Linked DNA regions of Homo sapiens: all the other regions are linked to region 2. A link is a contact called in ENCODE Hi-C or POLR2A ChIA-PET data. All regions are on one chromosome and are shown on one strand. Each heading gives the region's core, a stretch centred on a gene start or an enhancer-like site at or near the end of the contact. The rest is flanking DNA. Distances are from core to core; before and after follow the strand shown. Region 1 overlaps ARAP1 (ArfGAP with RhoGAP domain, ankyrin repeat and PH domain 1). Region 2 holds the start of FAM168A (family with sequence similarity 168 member A). Region 3 holds the start of PGM2L1 (phosphoglucomutase 2 like 1).

What was found. Hi-C counts contacts between places; a loop is a spot of excess contacts on that map. ChIA-PET counts read pairs that join two places held with the same protein, here RNA polymerase II (POLR2A). Pooled maps may share reads with other maps.
Region 1: a pooled map shows a loop between it and region 2 (8-fold over the local background). The contact joins the enhancer-like site here to the promoter of FAM168A in region 2. A Hi-C loop is called at or near these places in 7 of 50 pooled maps. POLR2A ChIA-PET finds 5 or more read pairs at or near these places in 2 of 52 experiments (B cell and OCI-LY7).
Region 3: a map of CD4-positive, alpha-beta T cell shows a loop between it and region 2 (11-fold over the local background). The contact joins the promoter of PGM2L1 here to the promoter of FAM168A in region 2. A Hi-C loop is called at or near these places in 2 of 168 maps with a recorded cell type or tissue (CD4-positive, alpha-beta T cell and CD8-positive, alpha-beta T cell), 2 of 37 single-sample maps with no recorded cell type and 14 of 50 pooled maps.

Annotation. Positions count from the first base shown.
Region 1 is chr11:72,736,532-72,739,651 of GRCh38, forward strand. All of the region lies in intron 1 of ARAP1 (ArfGAP with RhoGAP domain, ankyrin repeat and PH domain 1), which reads right to left. Among named protein-coding and RNA genes, the nearest start is that of ARAP1, 14 kb to the right of the region's middle. RefSeq lists enhancers at 159-338, 509-608. Within about 2 kb of position 1,785, at least 17 of the 41 ENCODE cell types and tissues checked have a DNase peak (open chromatin) inside an H3K27ac peak, as active enhancers do; they include B cell and OCI-LY7, where a contact is called at or near this core.
Region 2 is chr11:73,596,277-73,599,444 of GRCh38, forward strand. It overlaps FAM168A (family with sequence similarity 168 member A), which reads right to left and starts at 1,836. Exons shown (of 8, transcript NM_015159.3): 1 at 1,647-1,836. RefSeq lists an enhancer at 1,170-1,898 and silencers at 1,790-1,919, 2,050-2,279.
Region 3 is chr11:74,396,931-74,399,883 of GRCh38, forward strand. PGM2L1 (phosphoglucomutase 2 like 1) reads right to left here and starts at 1,503. Exons shown (of 14, transcript NM_173582.6): 1 at 1,121-1,503. The coding sequence starts at 1,231. MIR548AL (microRNA 548al) reads left to right here and starts at 2,307; the gene lies at 2,307-2,403. RefSeq lists enhancers at 1-153, 1,245-1,866, 1,598-1,967, 1,867-2,487.

The DNA of each region.
Region 1 (3,120 bases), core at 535-3,034, 860 kb before region 2:
GTCCTCATCCTCAGGAAGGCAGGGACCTGGCAGAAGGGAGTGTCATCCTGTTGCGACAGCACAGCCAAGAGCTGAGGGGTTTCCCTCCTCTCCACCCTAATGGCCCAATCAGACTTCAGCACCCCCACACCCCCATCCTGCCTCTCCTTCTCTCTCATGTCCCTCCAGCGTCTCTCCACTGTGCCAACTACAGTCCCACCCCCACTCAAAGCCTTTCCATGGTTCCCAGTGCCTTCGAGCACTCCTTGGTCTGTCATTCAACTTCATCCAGCTCTGACGTTTACAGACGAAGAAACAAACACCCACAGGGAGGAAGTGACTTGCTCAAGTTGTCAGTGACATACCCCAACCCCCAGCCAGGCTGGGCTGGCCCTGTCCATGACTTCCTCCATGTCACTTCTCACAGTAGGCACTGGCCTGGCAAACAGGGAGCCCCCAAAGTTGTCTGCTGACAATGAGTGAGTAAACCACATCCTCCCATCTTCAGGTGGCTCCAGGCCAGCTCCTCCAAAAAGTCTGCCCTGACTGCCCCCTCAAGCTCCTAGTCCTCTGAGGCTGAGCCCCATATCTCGGCACTGCTTCTGCTCTCTCTTTGGTTGCTTGTTTTGTGGGGGTCCACCTCCACCCAATCCCCCATGTATCCTGGAGTATCCTGAGAGTCCATACCCCTTCTTATCTCCTCTGCTGTCCACAGTGGTGCCCAGGACCTGGCTGGGCTCACAGGTGCACTCAGTCCCAGTCCAGAGGTAAGGGTCGCCTGGAATCTCTAATCCTTGTCAGCCAGTCCTTCTTCACGTCTGGCTTGAGTACTTCTTGCTGGAACCAAAACTTTTGCCCTTCTGTCCTCTACCTACCATTTCAACCCCAAGGTCAGAGTTCAAATCTCATCACCCCTTCTCTGTCCCAGCCCAGCAACTCCATGGTAATATCTCTACCCACTACTGACTAGTGACCTGTTTCACCGGCCCAGCAAGAAGATGACCCAGAGCCTTAGCCAAAGACAGGCACCCTCCAGCTTCCTTCTTTCCCTAAATGCACACCATTTGGCAACCATGTGCCCAGCCCCTGCTAGATTTTCTCCTTCATCTCATTTGTTCTTTTTTTTTTTTTTGAAACAGGGTCACTCTGTCACCCAGGCTGGAGTGCAGTGGTGTGATCTCAGCTCACTGCAACCTCAGCCTCCTGGGCTCAAGTGATCCTCCTACCTCAGCCTCTCCAGAGTAGCTGGGACTACAGGGGCATGCACCATGCCTGGCTAATATTTGTACTTTTTGTAGAGATGGGGTTTTGCCACGTTGCCCAGGCTGGTCTCGAACTCCTGAGTTCATGCGAGCTTCCCCTCTTGGCCTCCCAAAGTGCTGGGAGTACAGGCGTGAGCCACCGCACCCAGTCCCTCATTTGTTCTTATAACAACCCTAAGGCCTGTGATTCTTCTCTATGTCAATGTCATGGAAGCTGTGTGAGGTAGAAACTCACCAGGTCACCTGCTGGAGCTCACGGGGCCTTCAGAGGACGTGACTGCTTCTGTCTGGTGAAGTAAGGGAGGCTTCTAGAAGGAACCCCTGACTTGGGCCTTGAAGGATAAGTAGGAGGTGGCCAGGTGGAGGCCATTCCAGGCAAAGGGGACTGGGTGTGCAAAGCCCAGGGACAGAAAAGGACCTGGTGAATTTGGTGACAGGAGATGTCAGTGGGGTGGGAACAGAAGATGTTTAGAGAGAAAGGCTCAATGGCTGGCCCTCCGTCACCTGCATAGTCTGCTGACCGTGTGGGTGTGGCTCTCTCTTGAGGCCTCCCTGAGCCTGTTTTGCATTCTGATTTGCATGAGTCAGCCCTGGATCAGGGCAGCCTTAAAGGTCCTAACCCTTTCCACACCCAGCTCTGGAGTCCTCTTGGCCAGGCCGCCTCCCCTGATTGCATCCTCAGCTCCCCTCCGCACAGGCCTCTGCCCTGGGTTCAAGGAAAGACCTAGCCCTATGGGGAGCAAGGAGGGGAGGAAGGCAGGCTAGGGGTCCTAACTGAGGCCTCAGCTTGTCCACCACCACCTCCCTTATACAGCCTCATCCCCTACCCTGGGCCCAGCTGTCCCAGCACAGGCAGGCAGGGCAGCGACCCCAGCATCCAGACCTCAGGAAACTCCTCGGAGCTCCCCAACAGGAACCAAGAACATACACAGCCAGCTCTGGCCAGGCCTGGGTCTACAAACCACACCCCACTGGTACCACAAATGCACACCTCACACTACCTCAAGGGCCACACATCTCCCAGGGCCACACACACCTACCACCCCACCCAATGGCCACACCTCAGATCTGCCCTTTCCCACCACACACAGCTCCTACCAGCAATTCAACTGTGTGCAACAACCCCACAGCCCAATACCCCACCCTTGGCCCCCTCCCCGGCCCAGTCACCAGGTGATACCTCTGCATAGGGCCTCTTCGGTCTGCTGCCCTCCTGGGCCTTCTCCAGGCTCCGCTCACTCAGGCAAGAGTGTTAGAGGCACTTCCGCAGATATGAGGAACTAGTGGGGGCTGGGTTCCCAGCCCAGAGGGTGCAGAAGTGGCCCCCACGCCTCTGCAGAAGCCACCTCCCTCCAGCCCTGCCAGGAAAGGCAGCAGGTACAGCCTTCGAGTGGGCAGCTGACCGATCTCTGGGCCAAGCAGCCTATTTTCCATCTCTCGGGGACTGGTGGCCACCACATAACAGTCTCAGGAAGGCACACTGGGGTCTCCTGTCCTACCCCAGGCCGCATCTCTGCCCTATAACTCTCCCTGGCACCAGGAGATTCCTGTCCTGGCCCATGTGTGGTGTGGCCTGTCTTCTGGGGTCTCCGGAGTGCTGGTGGCTGATGGGGAGCAGCCCCTCAGGGCAGTGAGGACTGAGTGGGACCCCAGAGCCGGGGGAATGAAGAGCTGCCTCAGCTTGCTGGTGGGGAGTTGGGGGTCTATCAGCAATGTCCCTCGGCTCCAGGCCTGGGCCCCCTCCCCACCCAGTATGCAAGGCAAGTCTGGTTCCAGTCCTGGCTCCACCATTTCTTGTCTGAAGCCTGGGGCAAGTCACATCACATTCTGAGCCTCAGTTTCCCCTCCACAAAGTAGAGCTGTCACTCCCTGCCTCCTA
Region 2 (3,168 bases), core at 586-3,085:
AATACACCAGGAGGAGAGGGGAAAAGAAAAGGCAGAGACATCATATAGAAAGATATCCATTACATTCCAGTTTATCTTCTCCCACCTTTAGTTTGGAAGTATGCTTTTTTCCCCCAACTTACTTTTTATGATATACAAATAACAGAAGACACCCTCCCCTCCTTAATTCTACCTTAACTAAATCCCCTTTCAACTTTACCCTTTGGGCTGACTTGACTTCCAAATTTTACTAATATAAATAAAACAAACAAAAACATCACCCGAACAGATTAAAATGGCCCCTAAGAATGAGAAGGTCTCTTCCGTGTCCCCTGCAAAGTCCCCTCTAACAGCCTTACTGCCTCTCACCCAACCACAGCCACCAAGGCTGTTCATTTAAGTATTCCAACCCTTAACCCTCATGTGTCTCTTGGAGGCCACCCCAATCCTTCACCACCAAAATAATCCAACCCAATTCCCCCCTGCTCTCCAGCACAGCTCACTGTCCCTCTCCATCCTCTCTGCCCCATCCATACCAACAGCTCCAGGTCTCCCATTCCTTAAATTTCCCCTGTGCCACCTCACCATCAGCAACCACCTCCCCAGGCCTACCAGCTCATCTCCGAAAGTCCTTCTCCAAAACTCCCTCTGCCACCTTGGCCAAGGGATATTTTCTTCAAGATACCATCCCCCAACTTTGCTCACCCCTGCCGCTATCCTTTCAATGAAAGCAGCCCAGTGATGTTTTATGTGCCCTCTGCCTTGACTCTGCAACCAAGGAGCCACCATGCCCTTTCCAGTGATTGTAAGATCACCCTAAATCCAACCCACTGTGCCCCACACTCCATTTCCATCCCTGTCCTCCCATTTCGGGCCTGACTTCCAATGTGGCCCCTTCCTGCCAGCTCACCATCACACTCCCCTCACTGAATGTCCCACCTCCACCAACTCCTATTCCAACCTCCATCAGCCCACCCCAGGAAACCCCCAAATTGCACTCTTCTGCTCTATCCTAACCCATGCTATTCCATAAGTCTCCACAAATTCCACCAGCCCCAGATGACAAACACCCACTTCAAGCTTGGGTCTCAACCCATGCCAAGCCCCTCACCCCCAACTCCTGCCACCTCCATCATCCTGCCCCAGGTCCACCCCAAATTCCACCCTTCTGAATTAACACTACGCAGGGCCCTAACCAACCCTGTACATGCCACTCACTCTCCGTTGAAATCATTCCCCTGCCCCTCACCCCAGCTCAGATCCCAAGCTGTCAACTGCTCCAGGCCAAACCCAAATCACCACCCTCATTCAGTCCCCTCCCCCATTAAAAGCCATCCCACCCTAGTCTCATCTTCCACCTCGCCCCAAGACCATCCCGAATTCCAACCCGACGCCCCCACCCCACTCTCCTGTCCCAGGTTGGGTTATTCTCCATCAAAAGTCCTCCTCCCTTGTCGCCCGCCCCCCAACCTGCTTGGGTCCCACCCTCACCCCACCCCCGGCCAGCGCCTGGACAAGTCTCCCCCGCCAGCCCGCCGTTCCATCGCGACCTCAACCCCCTCCCCCCAACCTGCACGGGGGCTCCGCAGCCTCCCCTCTCATTCTCGCCAGCGCCACCGGCCCAGACTCAGGACCAGCGGACCCTGTGGCGGGGGGAGTCTCCTCACCGGTGAGCAGCTGCAGGCGAAAACGGCGGCGGCGGCGGCTGAGGCGGCGATGCCCTTGTCTTCTCCGGAGGCTACGGCGGCGACGCTCTCGCCCGTGTCCAGTAGGGTGGCGGATGGCGCGCGGGGACCGGAGCCTCCTCCTCAGCGACTCGGCTCTGAATCCTCTGCAGTAGCCGCCGAGGAGCCCGACGGGTGGGGGGAGGGGACGCTCGGCTGCGGGCGAGGGAGGAGGAGGCGGAGGGAGGAGGCGGGGGACCGCTCAGAAGGGCAGGGAAGGAGGAGCCGGCGCGGCGCCGCGACACGTCCCACAGCCTCAGAGCGCCGGGACCACAACTCCCGGCATGCCCTGCTTTAGCCCGCGCGCGGCCTGCGCCTCCCGCCGCGAGCCCGGTGCAGAGGGGCCGCGCCCTCTCCGGTCACGGACAGTGGAATAAAGCCAACCATCCGCTGGCGAATTTTGTAGACTCAAAGACCACCTGTGAGGAAAGTCAGGTCGCCCGAGGCCCCATCCCCAAGGGGCCGTACTCGCAGCGTCTCCATCCTCTTTGCATAGACACCCCCCTCCCCCCGCCCACACACACACACACACTCTCTGTCTCTCCCTCTCTCCCTCTCTCCCTCTCTCCCTCTCCCTCTCGTCTCTGTCTCTGGACTACACCTCCCAGCATGCCCCTCAGCTTCCTATTCTCCTTCCGGACCCTTCTCAGACCCGGTACTACAGTTCCCAGGGAGTGTGGTCCCTGCGAAATGCTGGGAGATGGAGTTCTCGGTTCTTCCTCCATGTTAAGAAAAAGAAGTGAAAGAGAGGCAAAAGGGAAGGAATACGCCAGCCCACCGAGGATGGGCCTTGATGGGCTAGATCACCTGTGATTCTGTTCATCCCTCGCCATCTCCGTTTCAGCTGTCTCTCACCAGAACTAATGCCGGAGCTTCCTCGCTGGTCTCCCTGCAAATTTGAGGACGATTCGGCAACTTGAATCCAAACGACAAAGGGCATATCCTCTTCTTGACCCAGCTCCATTACTTTTAAGAATTTACCTTAAAAAGATGATCGAACAATTTCGAAAAGATGAATGCACAAAGTTGTTATATGACGTAGTTAATTATGAAGGGAGTAAATGTTCATCGATAGGGTGCTGCTTAAATAAGACGTGACATATACATACAATGCAATACTAAGGAGCCATTTAAAATGATATAAATCTATTGACATGAAAAGCTATTCACAATTTATTCTTCGGGGAAAAAGTTGATTACACAACAGCATGTCTACACGAGTGCATTTATGTGAGGTTTGACACAATATTCTACAAGCATGGAGAGATTTCAGGAAAGAGGTTCGCCAAAATATTAGCAATGATTATCTTGGGGGAAAGGGTGTCAGATTGCACGTAGGTTTTTTTTGTTTTTTGAGACGGAGTCTGGATCTATAGCCAGGCTGGAGTAAAGTGGGGGCGATCGCAGGTCACTGCAACCTCTGCCTCCCGGGTTCAAGCGATTCTCCTGCCTCAGCCTCCTGAGT
Region 3 (2,953 bases), core at 253-2,752, 800 kb after region 2:
CTGAGGCTTGTTGAGGGCAGGAACCCTTTCTATTTTCCTCACAAGTATTTCCTGGGTCTAACAAGACCTAAAACACGCACTCAGCATTCAATATTTTTTTGCTGAATGAATGAATGAATAAAGTAAAAACAAAACTTTCAGAAAGTGAAGCCTTAAGGAAATTCATTTGTACAACATAATGTCACATACTACCATACAAATTCCTTAATTCAGTGTCATTAATTCCATTTTAAATGTGCTGCCTTCTCTACTTCAACAAAGGTATTTTACGCACTTGACAAAGCAAAAGCTTGGATTATCTTCCTCTGTTGGAGCTACCAGGGACCTCTTTTACAAGTAAGATAGCTGCATTTTAATTCTGATTGTCACAAATTCATCCCAAATGCCCGCACGAGGTTTAATTACCACCACAACTTGGAGGTGGGGGCGGAGGGTGGGTGGGGAGGTGTTGGTAGAGAAGTAATGGTTAAGGCAAAAACAATCCTGTATTAAGAGTACCACATGAAACCTGGAAAACACGATTCCTTGAACAGATTAATTCCAGAAAATAGCTGCCAGCAGGAGAAAGAAGAGGTAAGCGCCTTGCCTTTCCCAACAGCAAAAGGTGATACTAGACAATACCAGGGAGTGATAAAAGGCCAGCAACTACCTAGCGACAGAAGGAGGAAACACACCAGACCAGAACTAAAGCGGATAGCGGTTAGAAACGCCCAGTAAGGGTGCCAGAAACCACTTTCAGGTATGTGGAGAAGGAAGTCAAGGGAGAAAAAGGGAAAGGAAATCGTTGTTTAGGGTATAACTTACAATGATGATGATTTTTTTTTTTTTTTTTTTGAAGAAAGAGGGAAGACAGCACTTGAAAGGAAAGAGGGTAAAGAAGAGGAAGGGAGGTTACAATTGAGAGCACTGCAGAAGGAAGCGATGCAGATGTTGCCGCCCGGCTCTGGCAGTCCGAAGGAGCAACCCCACGCATAGGTGGGTGGCAACGCCCTGCTCCGCTGCCCCCCGCTCGGTGTCCCGAGCCATCTCCTCTGCAGCCCGCGGGGCGCTGGGTGGGCACAGGAAAGAGCAGACTGTGTGGGGGAGGCGACGGCGTTTGCCGGGCTGACCAGGTACCCACCTTATCCCAGCGGAGCCACTGCCCGATGGCCGTGTCCAGCTGAGGGTCCCCGGTGTGGTAGGGGGCGTGGAGCAGGTTGGAGTTCAGATCCCCCTCTGTGTTTTCAGCCATGGCGACCAGACAGGCGTACGGGCCGGGGGCCGGCGAAGACACTGAGTTGGGGTGGGGGGTGGCTTGGGGTTCGCTCACCAGGGTCCAGGCGTCCCCACCTCACTGAAGGGCATCGGAGACCAACCGCAGGGTGTTCGTAACAGCTCCTGCCGCGGCGTCAGGGAACCGGGAGAGAGGGGGTTTATGGCCGCCTGCTCCCCAGCGGACCAGGTCCGGGTCTCTGGGCGAAGTGACTGAGGCGGTCGCGCCGCGAGAGAACAACAGTCCCAGATGTCTGGGTCCTGGCTCCGCCGCCGCCGCCGCCGCCCGCCCCGCCTACGGCCCCGCCCCGCGCCTTAGGCCCCGCCCCTTCCCGCCCTTGCTGATTTAAGTCCCCGAAGTTCTAGACTGGAGCCCGGGAGCGCGCTCCCCACGCCTCCGAAGTAGTGGGGGTTTACAGCCCGTCCGGGTGGTGAGGCAATAGTGCACGGTTCTTTTTATTTTTTAATTTGCCAAGGGTCTCCTTTCCTCGATCTGCTCTCACGGCTACCACTAGCAAGCTGCCTTTGCGCTTGCCCTGCAGGTCCCCAGCGCGCGCGCAGGCCCCCAGTTTCTCTTGGGGGCACGCGCCGGTTGGGGGAGGAGGGGCAGTGCGAGCTGTCCGCGCACTGCCTCACGGGAGTTGTAGTTCTTTCCTTTGTCTGAGCTCAGCGGAGACCGCCGCCGAGACTACGACTCCCAGCAGCTCCGCGTTCCCCCTTTCCTCAAAAGAAAAAGATCTACCTCGAGGTAGTTCCCTACAGACACGCCCTATCCCTATTAGTTATGCTGCGCTGTGTGGCCCTGGCATTAAATTAAACAAGGAATGACATAGTAAGGGGACAAAGTGGTATCCGTTTAGTGCTGTGCAGTTTACGAATCGCGTTCTATCGCCTCAATCCCTCAGTAAGGTACAGGGGCGTAGTCCTTTTCCGTTTCACACACAAAGAAGAAACTGACTCCCTGAGACACCTCTCCTAAGAGGCCGAGTTCGTGAGCGGTCAAACTAGGGTTCCAATCTCATTTCAGATCCCCTCAGCTGGCAGTTATTTTATTAGGTCGGTGCAAAAGTAATTGCTGTTTTTGCCATTAAAAATAATGGCATTAAAAGTAATGGCAAAAACGGCAATGACTTTTGTACCAATCTAATATCTCTGCTGCTATAGTAAACTAGGAGGTAGGGAGAACAAGATTACTGGAAAATAGATAAGGAAGTTGTTGAGGGAAGATGGTCGGCATTTAACCTAAATATAAGAATGTATAAGCATCACAAGATACCAAGAGCAATGGTAATGGGAATACGGAGGAAAAGGAAATTGGTTCACCCAAATTGAAATAGTCTTCCGTTACTTCTTAGCCGTCTCTCCTATGGAAAGCTCACCTAAGTTGAGGTCTGGGAAATGCTGAGAAGTGCTGACCTGTCAGCCACCTAGCTACTCCTCCGTTTCTTGGTTTGGCCTTCTTAGAATGGCTATGATTTTGGGCAAGTACATTACAACTCTTTCCCTAGTCAGCTTTTTTGTAAGGAAGGTATGATAATATTTACATCATGGCTGTACAGTAACTTAATAAATGGCATTAGGCTGCTTTGAGGTTCACAGATAAAAGACATATTAAGTTCAAAGTATTACTTTATTTCCTTTAAAGTGCCATTTACCATAATAAAATTCAAACTACCAAGGTACAAAAGGATTGTGGTACCAG